Linked DNA regions of Homo sapiens: region 1 is linked to region 2. The links are chromatin contacts, found by Hi-C or POLR2A ChIA-PET in ENCODE. All regions are on one chromosome and are shown on one strand. The core of a region is the stretch at or near the end of the contact, and the rest is flanking DNA. Distances in the headings are between cores, read along the strand shown. Region 1 holds the start of C1QTNF8 (C1q and TNF related 8). Region 2 holds the start of LMF1 (lipase maturation factor 1).

The links. Hi-C counts contacts between places; a loop is a spot of excess contacts on that map. ChIA-PET counts read pairs that join two places held with the same protein, here RNA polymerase II (POLR2A). Pooled maps may share reads with other maps.
Region 1: a loop to region 2 is called in a map of ascending aorta, with 5 times the contacts of the local background. The contact joins the promoter of C1QTNF8 here to the promoter of LMF1 in region 2. A Hi-C loop is called at or near these places in 2 of 168 maps with a recorded cell type or tissue (ascending aorta and gastrocnemius medialis), 4 of 37 single-sample maps with no recorded cell type and 9 of 50 pooled maps. POLR2A ChIA-PET finds 5 or more read pairs at or near these places in 1 of 52 experiments (PC-3).

The regions. Positions count from the first base shown.
Region 1 is chr16:1,093,172-1,100,668 of GRCh38, reverse strand. It overlaps C1QTNF8 (C1q and TNF related 8), which reads left to right and starts at 4,425. Exons shown (of 5, transcript NM_207419.3): 1 at 4,425-4,513; 2 at 4,881-5,054; 3 at 5,736-5,954; 4 at 6,618-7,172. The coding sequence starts at 5,747. The coding sequence ends at 7,168.
Region 2 is chr16:969,711-977,366 of GRCh38, reverse strand. It overlaps LMF1 (lipase maturation factor 1), which reads left to right and starts at 6,383. Exons shown (of 11, transcript NM_022773.4): 1 at 6,383-6,579. The coding sequence starts at 6,387. It overlaps CEROX1 (cytoplasmic endogenous regulator of oxidative phosphorylation 1), which reads left to right. Exons shown (of 3, transcript NR_164343.1): 3 at 274-1,606. It overlaps LOC124903620 (a long non-coding RNA gene), which reads right to left and starts at 3,298. Exons shown (of 2, transcript XR_007064935.1): 1 at 2,756-3,298; 2 at 1,609-2,026. RefSeq lists enhancers at 4,214-5,204, 7,187-7,656 and a silencer at 5,972-7,141.

The sequences.
Region 1 (7,497 bases), core at 3,176-5,675, 130 kb before region 2:
CCCACCCAGACTGCCCCCTTCCGCAGCCCCACTGTCCCCAGGACTCCCAGACTTAGACAGGCAGATCGGCAGGGGGTCCCTCCCGCACCCCCCAGGATGGGGCCCACCCGGAGAGCATGTAGGTGGGGGTGCCGTCTCCAAGACCCAGGCCCATAGGGCTCCTATACCAGCCTGGAGGGGACGGGGAGGTAACAGGTACAAGCCCCTCTGCCTCAACCACCCACTGGGACACCTGTGAGCTGGGTGAGATCAGCAGGTGGAAGATGCTGCGCGGGGGGCGCTGGGAGGAGAGTGGGGCGCCTTTCAAGTGGGGCTACCGGACCTCTCTCCCCCACCTGCTGACACCCCCTGCAGAGGCCACTGCTGGAGAGGAAAAACGCCACCCCAAGTCTCCTGCTGTTTGCTGTGGGGAGGGGACGGTGCTGACTGCCAGCACGGTCACCTGGCGGGCGGAGCCTGCACGGGGAGAAATCTGGGCGAGGCTGTGTGTGAGCAGGTGGGGCAGGGAGGGCTTCCTGGAGGAGGGGGCCTGACTTCCACAGCACAGGCCAAGGTACAAGGGCTGGGCCTCTCGCCTCATCTGGAGCTCACTGAGGCCAAGCCCTTCAGGTCTCTGGGCTCTCTCACCCGGGTGCCTGCCCAGGCAGCCCCTCTCCCTCAGCCCTGGGCCCTGTGGGAGGAAGAGGTGTGTGTGGCGGGGGCGTGCGAGGGCACCCCCAGCAGGTGGGATGGACTCAGGCGGTCCCCCCTGCTGTCTGGTGGTGGGGGGAGCTGCATGTAGGCAGTGGCCAGGCCCCAGCCCATGCTGGTGACCCCGGAGAGAGGGTACTTATCCCCGTTTTGCAGACAGGACGCCGAGGCCCGGGAAAGCCCAGGCCCTGCCACGTGATTCAGCTCCAAGCCTTAGCACGGATGGGTCCTCCTGCCCTTTCTCCTGCAGCCCCGGGACCGCCCAGGGAGCAGGGCAGCTGCTGTGATTTGGGAGAGGCCGTGCTGCGATAGGCTCATTGCTGACCGGACCGGGCCCCCCACCAGCTCGGAGCCCCACTGCCGGGCAGCAACGATTCCTCTGCCCACCTGGCCCCTCCCAGAGGGGCAGACCCTGACCCTGAAAGGTGGGCCTGAGAGCTTCCAGAACCTTCTCTCCAGCACAGGATGTTCCAGAGAAAATGTCACCTCCTGTCACCACGGAAGCCATGTTGTTCGTTAGGAGCCGCCGGTCACCACGGCGACAACCAGGGCCCGACTCTCATTCTTTGGGGCCATTAAAATTCACCCTGGGTGCTGTTGCCACTGGGTCTGAGCAGCCAGGAACAGAGAAGAGGACCCAGCGTGGAGCCTCACCCGGGGGCTGCAGGCAGCTCATGTCCTGTGCACGCAGCCCCTCAAAGCTGCTCAAGAGCACCAGACGGTCTGGAGCAGTGACCTGCCGGGGGAACGAGGAACCGCCTCTCTGCAGTCCCCCTGGCATGGGGGGGCCTGGAGCCAGGCAGAAGCTGGTGAACTCAAAGGCCCCTGAGCCACGGGAGGCTCCTGGGTGGGGGCTTCACTCCCTGCCACCTGGGACACCATGGCCAGGGAGGGGGAGGGTGTGGGTGGGTGGCAGCTGCAGGAGGGGTGGCCTGGCACTGCCCCATCCCGCATCCAGGGCTCTGGGTGGAACTCAGACCCCGTGCCAGCCTCCGTGGGTGTGGGTTTGGGGTGAGGTCCCCGTGCCGTGTCTGCTCCAGCCCCACAGGGAGCTGCCGGCTGCTGTCACCTCCTGTGGCGGCTCATCACATGTACTCTCGGCCAGTGGCCATTAAGAGCCTTGGGAGATAATGGTCCCTCCGCGCCGGCCGCGCACTCAGGCCTCATTATTGCCCAGGCCCAGGCAGCGCTCTGGCATGTCCCCTCGGGGAGGGGGTGGCTGATGAGAAGCCGAGGGTTGGGGCACGGGGGAGGGGGCCTGGAAGGAGTCGCTGAGGCTGGCTGGTGGCACCAGCCTGGGAACACGGAGCCAGGCGCTGTTCCGAGCACAAGGCAGGTTCCAATGTCAGGCCTCACGTGCACTTTACAGCTGGGGACACTGAGCCCAGGGGTCCCTGCGCCCACTGTGCTCCCACGTCAGGGCCAGGCTGATGGCTGCAGCAATGGGGGCGACTCCCCGGCTGGAGAGGGGCCAACACCCCCGCCCCCAATTTCCTGACCTCCCCACTCCCCCACGTGCAGGCAGACCACTGGACTAGGGCACGCGGGGGCCGCCCGCCTTGTGCTGAAAAAGGAGGCCCAGACTTTCGCAGTCTAGTAGTAAAATCCTGAAACCCAGGGATGGAGCCCTCCCCACTTTCTGGGTGGACCCCAAACGCCTTCCTTTAGAAAGATCATCCACTCCTCTCGGGGGCTGAGTGAGCCCAGGCGTCCAGGAGCCCCCAGTCTGTACAGCAGGGAGCTGAAGGCTGGGAGAGAGGGGTGGAGTCGGGGGTCTTGCTGAGGCCCCCTCCCCCAGTGCCTGGCACCTCCACCCGCACCTCACTGGCACAAGCGCCCCGCAGCACGGAGAGGGGGCGGCCCTCCCGGGGCCCGCCTGGGACGCTGCTGGGTGTCTGTGGGGGGTGGGCCCCAGGGCACCCGGCAGCAGCCGCTCCCCCGTCGCCACGGCAATGCCGCGGTCATGCCTGGCCAGGGCTATTTCTGTCCAGGAGACATGCTGTCCTGCCCCACTGAGTCACCCCCCGCGCTCCCTGCCCACCCCACTCAGGCCTGGCCTGCAGCTTCTGTGCCACATAGTTCAGGCATCGGCCCTGCCAGCCGCCTGCCCAGACGGACTCTCCCCAGGACGGGTCATCCCGGGCCACCCGAACCCAAGGGACCCAAAGGCACCCTTCCCGGGCCGTTCACCCACCCCTCAGCCTCCCTCCACCCTGCTCTGTGCGTGGGGAGGCTCTGGGACCTGCCCTCAAGGGGGACTGTCAGGAACATGCCTCTCTTTTTAGGGGGCAGTTCTGCTGGCGTCGGGGGGCACTGAGGGGCACAGGGTTCCCTGTGTCTAGGCCTCAGGGACGCTCTGGATACTTCTGAGCTCCATGGGTGCCCATTTCACGGGCATGGGAGGCTGAGGCTCAGACCCAGGGCACAGCAGAGTGTGGGCGTCCGCCCGTCTTTCTCTGCAAGCCCCAGGAGCACACTGTCCCACTGGGACACATCTGCAGAGCTGTGTTCTCGCCGCCCAGGGCACAGCCACGCTGAGCCGGCTCGGTCGGATGCAGGTGCCATAGTCACAGGCGCTCAGGTCTTCACACCCCATCTGTGTCACCACAGCCAACAGGGTGAAGATGGCTGTCCCCAGAGGGGGCCGCTGGGCCTAGTGGGTGCCGCTGCCAAGGGTGAGCTGTCACCGCCCAGGGCCACCTGGAGGGGGGAGCCTGGAACCGGCTACAGCTGGTGCGGTCCCCACCACAGCCCTCCCCAGCCCGTTGCCCGCAGCCTGGCACACGAAGCTCCCACAGGGGGGACCCCTTGGTCTCCCCTCACCTCCTGTCCTCCTTTCCTCCTCGGTCTTTAGCATGGGGGTGCTGAGGGCCAGGCCAAGCTGAGGGGCTGCGGGGAGAGCGGGACCCCAGGTCGCACACAAATCTGCCGAGGGGACTGAGCCAGCTCGGGGCCCCTCCCCGCCCACAGCCTGCTTTCAGGCAAGGCCGCCACAATTCTCCTGCCACGTCCAGCACCTCCCACAACAGGGGCCGGCTTGTGGAGGAAGGACCTGTGGGGAATGGCCGCGTGTCCGTGTCCAGAGGCCCAGGGTCGGAGCGGGACAAGGCCAAGGTGCTGTGTGGGCTTGGCCTGGGGCCCACAGAGAATGGAGCCCCCGCCCGCTGAGGCCTGGGAGGCCTAGAAGTCATTCCCGCGAGTCGTCCGGCCCAGTCCTTATCCGCTGAGAGGCGGGGCTGGTGCGGGGCCTCCCCAGGGGTGTCATGAGGGAATGAAGAGACCCCACGGAGCCTGGGGAGGCTGCGCTCCTGGGCTCCATCCAGCCTGGCTTCCCCGCCAGCAGCATGAGGGCTGTGCGTCACCCGGTGGCTTGGTGGCCATGGGGGCCCCGTGCAGCATGGAGGCCCTGGTCTGGGCCCCGAACACGGGCCTCGGCCTACAGCCCCCCCGCCGGGCCCGCCCAGCCACAGCTTCCATCTGCCTGCTTCTCCTCAGGGCGCCGCACCCCAGGCGGGCAGCAGGCTTGGTTTCCCGATGGAGGAGAGCTGCGTGCCCACGGCACCATCCCCCAACCCAGCCGGCCAAGACGCCGGGCCCCAGCCCCGCTCATGGGCACGGGGCTGGCAGGAGGACCCTGGGGCCGCGAGGCAGGCTTCGCAGTGGACACAGGGGCCCTGCCAGGATCCTGTCCAGGGCTCGGCGGAGCTGGCCTCTCGGCCTGTTGCTCTTGGACAGCCCAGAGGAAGCCACGGGCGCCCAGGCGGGCATGAAAGGGCTCTTTGACGGCTGGGTTGCTGGGACAGTAACACAGACGGCCGGCCAGGCAGGGAGCATCCCTGAGACGGTAACAGGAAGCACAGGGCCTGGGGCTGGTTGTGGGAGTCTTCACAGCCGCCCTGGGCAGGTCGGGCTCCCCCTGAACCCCAGCGGAGCATGATCCAGCCCTGATTGTCTGCCAGGCAGGGCCAGGGGCTGGGACGGCCGGGAACTCCGTGGGGGCTCCTGCAGGCCTCCGTGCATGCACACACCCACTCCTGCCAGGCTCCCTCTGCCGGAGGAGTCCAGGGGGGCTCTTGTGGTGTCCAGTGGGGCCAGGGGGTGAGTCAGGGTCTGCTGAGCTCATGGGGAGGCAGGCAGAGGGTGTCTCAACTGCCAGAGACATTCCACCCACCTGGAATGACCCACTGCAGGAGGAAGGACCTTGCCCTGTGCTACAATCCCAGAGGGCTTCCTGAAGGAGGCAGCCTAGATCTTTGTCCAGCAGAGCCCATCTTCAGGGAATATTGAGGATCCCGACCCGTGCACCTGCCCTAGCGGAAGACACTCCTGGCCAAGCCTCCAGATGTGGCTGTGAGGGGAGTGGGGTAGGCAAGGCCCACCTGGCAGGGGGGCCAGGCTTGTTGGGGCAGCTGCTGTTGGGAGGGGGCCTACCTTGCTCAGGGGGACCCAGGTTGGCTCTGGCTTCCCCTCGGCACCAAGGTGGGACCATCCTTCCCTAGTCTGGGGGAGGCAGAGGAGTGGCCTCCCGAGGCCCCTGCAGGCCCTGCCCTGGGGGCTCCGGACGAGAGGCTCTCTGGGCCTGGCTGAGACGGTGCCTCTGTGCACTGTGCAGGGCCCCCCACCCCAGGCCAGCCTTGGGGGGCCTTTCCCTGGAGCAGACCAGCCACCACGCCCCAGGGCTCTGCCCAGCCACAGTGGGTGGGGCCTTGGGCGGCTACCCGCTCCTGAGTTTAGAGGGCTGTCTCAGAGACCTCTGTGTCCCACAACGGCTTCCCCACCATCTGCCGGGTGTGGGGGCCCCAGCTTTGGGGACCAGGACTCCCCGACTCCAGGTGTGCAGGGTGCCTGGTGCGGCCCAGAGTGTAGCAGCCCCTGAGCCTCGGCCTTGGCCTCACCCACTGGGCCAGGACCGTCCGTGCCCAGGCAGAAGCTCCCGCCTCCACTGGCTGTATTCCCAACGGGGGCAGGGCCGGGCTGCCGTAGGGTCTGGGGGCTCCAGCTGGGGCACCTCCTTCTCAGTCCCTCCCCTCTTTCCTCTCCCCCAGCCCTGGCCAAGATGGCAGCCCCCGCCCTGCTGCTCCTAGCACTGCTGCTGCCCGTGGGGGCCTGGCCCGGGCTGCCCAGGAGGCCCTGTGTGCACTGCTGCCGCCCGGCCTGGCCCCCTGGACCCTATGCCCGGGTGAGTGACAGGGACCTGTGGAGGGGGGACCTGTGGAGGGGGCTGCCTCGAGTACGGCCCACTATAGACATCGAAATCCTCAAAGGTGAGGCCCGTGGGTGCTGCCTGCATGCTCCCCCACCAGGACCCAACAGCCCACAGGGAGTGGGGAGCACCTGGGGCTTGGGAGGAGGGGCGGGAGGGGCACGCTGAGCACCAGTGTCTGCCCTGGCAGCGCTCCCTGCACAGGGACCCCTGGGCTCCCCCCGCAAGCAGGAAGAAGCCTGGCTTGGGGAGGGACCCATGAACCAAAGTGGGGTGCTGAGGATCCTGGGGAAGGGGGCCAGGGTTCCTGAGATCCCCAAAGTAGCAGCCCCTTGGGAAGGGAGCCTGGGCAGCCCGCTTGCTCTGAGACCCCTTGACACGGCTGCGCTGTCCCGAAGGCTGTACTAAGGTTAGGCTTGGGTAGGACCTTCCCAGCCTTCTCATTCTTTAACACCCAACGCAGACCGTAGCTGGCCCTGACCACCCATGTCCCCACCCTCTCGGTGGGGACGGCCTTGCCACAGGCCTTGGTCTAGCCACACCTTTGGAGAACGGCTTCTCCCCATCTTACAGACGTGGACGCGGAGACTGGGAGAGGGGCCGTCACTTGCAAAGAGTGTGTCCTTACAGTGACCCTTGAGCCCCAGCCCCTGGCCTGGGTGCTGGAATGGGGGAGGCCTGCCCAGCCCGGCCCCGACCCGTGGCTTTCGTTTGTCCCCTGCAGGTGAGAAGGGTGAGGCCGGCGTCCGAGGTCGGGCCGGCAGGAGCGGGAAAGAGGGGCCGCCAGGCGCCCGGGGCCTGCAGGGCCGCAGAGGCCAGAAGGGGCAGGTGGGGCCGCCGGGCGCCGCGTGCCGACGTGCCTACGCCGCCTTCTCCGTGGGCCGGCGCGAGGGCCTGCACAGCTCCGACCACTTCCAGGCGGTGCCCTTCGACACGGAGCTGGTGAACCTGGACGGCGCCTTCGACCTGGCCGCGGGCCGCTTCCTCTGCACGGTGCCCGGCGTCTACTTCCTCAGCCTCAACGTGCACACCTGGAACTACAAGGAGACCTACCTGCACATCATGCTGAACCGGCGGCCCGCGGCCGTGCTCTACGCGCAGCCCAGCGAGCGCAGCGTCATGCAGGCCCAGAGCCTGATGCTGCTGCTGGCGGCGGGCGACGCCGTCTGGGTGCGCATGTTCCAGCGCGACCGGGACAACGCCATCTACGGCGAGCACGGAGACCTCTACATCACCTTCAGCGGCCACCTGGTCAAGCCGGCCGCCGAGCTGTAGCCGGGTGAGGGGCCCCGCGGCTGAGCACCGGGCGCGCGCGCGCGTGTGTGTGTGTGTCTGTGTGTGTGTGTGTGGGGGTGGGTGTGGGTGTGTGTGTGTGGGTGGGTGTGGGTGTGGTGGGGTGGGCGGGCAGCGGAGCTTCAGCGCCGACTGTGTGCAGTGATTTGTTGAGCGCTGACTGTGTGCAGGGATTGGTTGAGCGCCGACTGTGTGCAGTGATTTGTTGAGCGCCGACTGTGTGCAGGGATTGGTTGAGCGCCGACTGTGTGCTGTGATTGGTTGAGCGCCGACTGTGTGCTGTGATTGGTTGAGCGCCGACTGTGTGCAGG
Region 2 (7,656 bases), core at 5,134-7,633:
GAGGGGTTCGCAGGACCCCTCTCAAGACCCCCTTCGGGAGTCAGCTTCTTGGCCACGCACACTTGGAGCTCTGGGCTGGGTTGCAGCTCCCTGTACTTCACTGTCTCGGGTGCTGGCAGTGCCAGCTGGGGCACGAGTTCCGGTTTGGGTCAAGGCTGGCCTGTTGGCTGGGGTGGCGTCTGCCTGAGAACTGGCCTTGTCTGTGCCTTAAGCTTCCTGGCGCTCACAGGGCAGTGGAAAACCACTCAGTGAGTCTTTCTTGGCACCTTGCAGGAGCAGTGCTTTCTGGGCCTCTGTAGCCAGAGCTGGCCCTGCTGCAGCTTACGTCTGCCTGCAGCCCAGACGTCCTCCTGGTCCTCCTGATGCCCCCGACCTCCACGGAGGACGAGCATTTCCAGCCCAGCCCTCCCCATCTTCACCTCGCACTCCCCTGACACACTGGGAGCCTCCTGATCCGTGAACCCGCGCTGGCGGGAGTAGCTACTGACCGCTGGGGACCCCTGCCCAGGCTGTTCGCATGTGGAAAGGATTCAGGGAGCAGGCGATGCCCAAAGCGTGGAGACCAGCACTGCTCTCTCCCCAGTGACAGGTGCACGCCCAGATCACGGATGTGTCGGGAACAGCTGTGCTCCTGCTGCTCAGCGTCCGTCACTCCAGGCTGGGAGCGGGTCCCCAAGCTTCTGGCTGGGCCTATCCGTCTCCACTCTCAGTGTGGGGGTGGGGGGCGCCAACAGCACGCATTTGCTCTCTGCACTTCTCGTCTGATAATGGGCAGAGGGTCCTTCTGCAGCCCCAAAACATCCCTAGGCAGGAGCCCTGGGGCCCCAAGCAGCCAGGGAGGTGAGCACCAAGGACCTCCCAGAGAGCGTCACCTTCCGTCGAGGGAGGCCCAGCCTGGGGGCGGTGTCTGAGACTTGGAATCAACGCTTCCGTTGGTGGCAGTAAATCCTGTCCCTAACCCTGCAGTACAGCTGTGCCGTGTACAGGAGGGTGCTGTCTGACGCCAGACACCTGGACTACAGATCGCAGCCTGATTCCTGGTCATTGCTCCACTGAACCCCAGACCCCAGCCTCGTTCTGGGCCCTCATCCCCTAGATCCAGGGACCCCAGCCCCATTTCAGCCCTTGGGCCCTTGTAGGATGCGAGGCCCTGGGCCCCAGCCCCCAGCCCATCCGTGGCCCAGGCACTGGGGGGCTGAGGTCCTCTGAGAAGGGACACAGGGCCTGGGGGGCTCTCTCAGCCCATCAGCAGGAGAGGACTGACTCCAGAAAAATCAGCGTTTGTACCCACTCAGGCTGCCAAGACCTGTGTCCGTCCTTCCAAGCTCAACCTTCAGAGTTCATGAGGCCCCTTGCCCAGAATGTCCACAGAGTTCATGAGGCCCCTTGCCCGGAATGTCCACATTTGAAACCTCCCAACACCGAGCCCCATTTCAAGTATAACCAGGAGGGAAAATGGTGCTTGAAATAAGCATGCCACAAAGGAAAACCTGCTTTCTCGAAATGGGCCCTGGCCGCCCAGGCCCTGACCTCCCCGGCCAGGATGGAACGTTCCAGAGACCCATTAGTGCCAAAGGCAAATGAAAACACACCCTGTGAAAATGTCTCTGCTGTCTCCCAAGTATTTATTTTTCTGAGCGTGGGGAAGGAAGGCTTAATTAAGATGCCCTCAGGCGGGTACGAGGGGCAAAGTGGGAGCAGGGAGCGTGCTTCCTCTGTGGCCTTGGTTCAGACAACAGCCTTCAGCAAAGCTTTGCTCTAGAGGCTCATAGGAAGGGACAGAGGGCACAGGCCCAGCTCAGCCTTTCCCCTGCCTTTCTTGGGGCCTGGGCATGGACAGCACCGCCTGGCGACACACAACGGTGGGCTCTGAGGCTGTTTGTTACGCAGCATTAATGTGGCCGTCGGTGACCGCTACACGGTGACTGATAACTGCACTGTGGGTAGAGCTCAGCCCGCAGGGCTCTGGTTTGTGACCTCTGGGCCAGGCAACTCTCAAGGCTTCTTCCAGTGCAGAATATGATTCCTAGAGAAAAAAAAAAAATTACACATTCGTTTCCTAACATAGGGCCCTGCAACCGGAGAACACCACCACATTGGGAGCTGTGCTTTCCACTGTCTAGAAACCATGGCTTGCCAGCTTGCAGGGTCACATGGAGCCGCATCTCCTTCTGGGGTGCAGGGGTGGGAACACTCGTGACCTGTAGCCGAGGGTGCAGGGAGAGGACAGGGTGAGCCAAGCAGAACAGCCGTCTGTGAGTCATCGTCCCAGGACAACCAGCAAATGGCACAACACCTGCTCTCTCAGCCCCCACCCGCACCTGCCAGCCTCACGTGGGGGGTGGGGGGGTTGGCCGCTGGACAGTCACAGCAGGATCTGCCCAAACTGACCACCCTTCCAGGAGGAGGCAACAGATGTTAGCATCCACGGGTCCTGGGCCCCCCTTCCATACCCAGACTTCAGGACATGAAAAATTGGGGTAAATGAAGGGTGCACGATTATCTTCGGGCCCACACTGGCTTCCTGCGGGTGCCAGAGACAGCTGCCACCGCATGCCAGGGACAATGGCCCCGAGGAGGCGGGAGCTGCCAGGCCGGGGTGCTGGGGGACAGCTGGACGAGGTGCCGACAGGGGCTCATTCCTCCCTGAAGCCGGCCCGCAGCTGCTGGGAGCGTGGCCAGCCACGGGCTTGTGTGTGCCTGGGTCCTGGGGGCTGTGCTGGCGCAGGCCGGGACGGCGGGGACAGGGTCCCACCTAGGGCAGGCTGGTCGGTCTCCGGGGAGGCAGCCCAGTCTTCAGCCTGCGTGCTCTTGGGGTGTCCGTCCCTTCCTCCCCATTCTCCTCCTCTTCTCAGCGTCTTCTCCCCCAGCACCGGGCAGCCCTGGGGTGGCCGAGCCTCATCTCCACTCCCCTCCCTCAGGCCTCTCCTGGGTCAGCCTGGCTTTTTCTCTTAGAGTTTTTGCTTGACAGGGCACTCTCAGGACGCCCTCCTCCTCCTCCCGCCTCGGGTTGGTGTGAGGCGCTCAGGGCAGGGCCCACGTGCCTGTGGTCACAGGACACTGAGCTGCAGGGTGAAAGGACCACACCTGGCCGATCTCCCGGCCGCTGCAGCTCACTCTGGGTTTGCAGAGAAGCCTGTTTTTAAGTGAAGTGCCTTCTTAGAGAATAAGACACACCTGTATCTAAATGTTATTTTTAAACTGCTAGATGCGCCTTAATATAGACAAAGAAGTAAGGTGAGCGTAAATGACATGATGTATTCCGACAGGTGACAGCGCCTTCCGGGCGATTCTGAAACACCAGTGCAGGGCTGTCTGTTGTCTTTTGTTTTCATTTTACTTTTTTTTTTTTTTTTTGAGACAGAGTCTCGCTCTGTCGCCCAGGCTGGAGGGCAGTGGCACGATCTCGGCTCACTGCAAGCTCCAGCCCCCGCGTTCACGTCATTCTCCTGCCTCAGCCTCCCGAGTAGCTGGGACTACAGGCGCCCGCCACCATGCCCGGCTAATTTTGTTGTTGTTGTTGTATTTTTAGTAGAGACGGGGTTTCACCGTGTTAGCCAGGATGGTCTCGATCTCCTGACCTCGTGATCCACCCGCCTCGGCCTCCCAAAGTGCTGGGATTACAGGCGTGAGCCCCGGTGCCCGGCCTCATTTTACTTTTCTAAAATTCGAGGCGAAATTCACATAGCATGAAATAAGCCATTTGCCAGTGAACGACTCGGTGTTTAGCACCTCACAGTGCTGGGCAGCCATCGCCTAGTTCCAGAAGATTCTCATCAGCCCAAAAGAAAACGTCCTACCCCCGGACCACTGGCTCCCCACTCCCCGTCCCCAGACCTGGACCACAGAGCTCCCTCCTTTCCCCGTGGCTTTGCCCACCCCGGACATTTCATGTAAATGGGCTCACGCAACTCATGACCTCCGCGTCTGTCCTGTCCCACTGAGCTTGATGTTCTGAGGTTCATCTGTGTTGTAGCACGTGTCAGAACTGGATTCCTTTTTATTTTATGTTTTATTTTAGTGAGACAGAGTCTCGCTCTGTGGCCCAGGCTGGAGTGCAGTGGCGCGATCTAGGCTCACTGCAACCTCCACCTCCCGGGTTCAAGCGATTCTCCTGTCACAGTCTCCCGAGTAGCTGGGATTACAGGTGCCCGCCACCACACCTGGCTAATTTTTTTGTATTTTTAGTAGAGGCGGGGTTTCACCATGTTGGCCAGGCTGGTCTTGAACTCCTGACCTCAGGTGATCCACCTGCCTCGGCCTCCCAAAGTGCTGGGATGACAGGCGCCCGGCTCCTGGATTCTTTTTGATGGCTGAATCATAACCCAGTGCACTTTTGATTAAATTCAGGCTGAAATGGGCACGACCAGAGCTGCTGGTCCACCTCTCCCCGGCCCAAGCCCTGCCCCCGGTGACCTGCTCTGGAGCCATTCTGGGCAGTGGATGGGACCCCTGCGGTCAGCGTCTCAAGAGAGCAGACCCTGAGGGAAACTTGAGCTCAGAGAGAACAGGAGCTCCCAGCAGACCCTTCCGCTGACTGCTCCCACCCTGGGCAAATGCAGAGCCGGAGCCCGGAGCGCTGGAAGCTGGAACAAGAGGCCCTTTTCTGCTCTGCACAATGCCCCATTGTGCCCTTCGCGGGGAGAGCAGCTCGGCCCAGCGAGGGGAAGCTGTGCACAAAGCCTCCTTGTGAGGGCAGCCCCACCTGAGGACAGCGCAGGGCCACACCTGACGCAGGGCAGTCCCTCTCGCCGTCCGTCCCCTAGCAGGCCTGGCACCCAGACAGGGCCCGCTCTGCAGGCGTGGTCCCAGGGTGTGGGGCTCCCTGTTCCCCACAGATGAGGGGAACAGTGTGGGCTGTGCCGGCCCTTCCTAAGCTGGCCCCCAGGTCACGAGGAGAGGTACGGGTCGTGGGCTCTGTGGAGGGACTTGGGTGCCGGGCGCCAGCCAGGGCCGATGCCTCCTGCGATCCCCAAGGCTCCGAGCCCTCAGGCACACACCACGCTCCCGGAGGCTGGGCCAGCATGCGGAGGATGTTTGTGTGTTCGTACCCGTTGCAACATCTTTAACAGGGTCCCATTTCACAGCTGGGCTCCTAAGGGGGGTTTCATAGAAAAGAAATGGAAACTAAAAATGAATTAAACCATAAGATGTACACGTATGCTACGGCCCCAGCAACACAGGGAAGGTGGAGGCTGAGAGGAAGCTCGGGCCACTGCTGGTCAGGCCTGGATTTGGGGGCCCGATGTCCACAGTCAGTCCCTGCCCACACAAGGCTCACACTGCAGGTGGTGAAGATATAATTAAACAGGTAATTAAACAAGCAATAAAGACGGGTCATTTGACCAACCCAGTGGCGATAATTGATACGCCAAAACACTAGGAAAGCTAGAGAGGCAAAAGAGAAGAATACATGAAAACAAAAACAAAAAACCAGGACAAATATTTCCAATATACACAAAAGAACAGGATTTTTCATACGTAAAGAGTGCTGACAAATGAATAAGGAGAAATCTGCACTTCCACCTAAGTGCCCCACAGTTTATTCACTAACCCCTAGGTCTCCAATGCCTACTCTAGCCTCACGCCCTTTCTTTCCTCTAAGGAATGCCTGTGACCCCAGCCCTTCCTAGCACCCGCTTCACATCAGCCTCCAGAACCCCGCTCCAGTCATCAGAGTGTAGAGTGCTGGCGTCCTCCTTCATGTTCTGTTTGGGGCATTGGGCAGTTAGCCCTTCCCTCCTGAGTCCTGAGTCCCCCTCTTCCCCCACAGCTTGAAGTCCAGTCCCAAGGGCAGGCAGGAGCTGGGTTGTGCAAAGGCGGAAGGGTGCTCAGGCTGGGAGAAAGGGGAGGGTCCCCCGAGCATTCCAGGCACAGCCCTGCCTACTCTGTCCCTTGCTGGCTGCGACGATCGCCCTAGCACCCTCCTCCGCAGAGAGTGAGTGTCAGCTGTGAGGCAGGGGCACGCAGTGGTAGCACCGCCAGGGCCTGTGCAGCCCACCTTCCCCAGGACCACAGCTGGGAAGGCGCCTGGCTGGGGGAGGGCACCTGGCCTCTGCAACTCGGACTGACGGAAGGCACGCGTGCCTGCCCCAGTGAGCTCGGGTCGGGCGACGCGCACCACCTCCCAGGTACCCGGCCCCGCGCCCTACCCGCAGCAGCGCCCAGCGAGAACTGCGAAGGAGGCAGGCTCCGGGCACCCGCTCCCGCGCGTGGGCGGGGCCGGCTGGAGGGGGCGGTGCCTCCGGGACTGTGAGCGGGGCCTCCCGGGGTGTGGGTGGGGCCTTCGGCCGTGGGCAGGGCCGGCCAGGGAGAGGCGGGGCCTCCGAGAATGGGCGGGGCCTCCGAGAATGGGCGGGGCCTCCGGGAGTGCGCCCTCCCCGCACATGCGCCCTGACAGCCCAACAATGGCGGCGCCCGCGGAGTCGCTGAGGAGGCGGAAGACTGGGTACTCGGATCCGGAGCCTGAGTCGCCGCCCGCGCCGGGGCGTGGCCCCGCAGGCTCTCCGGCCCATCTCCACACGGGCACCTTCTGGCTGACCCGGATCGTGCTCCTGAAGGCCCTAGCCTTCGTGTACTGTGAGTGCCGGGCGGGCCCGGGACATCCGCCAGTGTCACCTCCGCGCACCACGACCCCCGCCCTCCCTCGAGACTCCTCCGCGCGGTCTCGCGGCCGCGGCGCCCCCACGCAGCCCTCCTTCCTGCTGGGGCCCGGGCAAGGCGGGGCGGGCAGGGCAGGACAAGGCTTGCTGGCGACAGCGCACCCGGCCCTACCCCTGTCGCCGCCTCGAGCCTCCGGCCTGGGCTCCTGGGCTCCCGGTTCCACCCGCAGCCCCGAAGTTGCACGGCCGCGCCTGCCAGGACCGGCTCGGGGCTATGCGAGGCGGGGCCGGCCCGGGCCCTGGCCCAGGAGTTCCCAGGAGAGCTGGGCAGGTGGAGGGTCACCCGTCCGTGCGCAGGTCGGGGGTCTGCGTCCTGGCTGCGGGGCGGGGGGCGGCCTGGAGAGGCGAGGCGCTCCTGCTGTCCCCGACACAGCGCTGTGCTGACGGTGAAGGTTCCCACTGTAACTGGACGCCCGCACGCCACATCCCTGCCGCGTGCGGCCCCTGCCAAAATCCGAGGAGCCGGCCCGGGAGCCTCCTTCGCGTCTCCCAGGGGCTGAGGGAAGGTGACTGGCTGGTGGCCAGACTGGAGTTTCTCCTTTAGTGTTCTCGACTAGCTCAGTCTGCGTTCGGGAAGATTCCCAGCGGAGGTCTGGGGGCAGCTCCGGAACCTCATCTGCAAGTGAAGCCTGCGCCTCACTGTGGGATGTGGTTGGCCGGGTCCACTGGCGGAGACCCTTCACCCCACAGCTGTGCGGGGCCCGCGTGCGCAGCCTACAGAGCAGAGCTCTGAGAAAAGTCAGTTCACGCTCAAAACCTCTGGATCCCCTGGCCAGGGGCAGCTGGCGATTCCAACTCCCTCTCTCCCCAGTCCCTACAACCCAGAACTGGTTTGGAAGAGAACGGTTCTGTGATCACGGTGACATGTGATCACACGGATACATGTTTCATAAGCCCAACGTGTCAGGAGCTACGAACCTCAAGTGAGGCTCTCAAATGAGTATGGAAGTGAGGGGAGCCTGCCAGGCCGAGATGCAGCCAGCGGGGCGCGTGG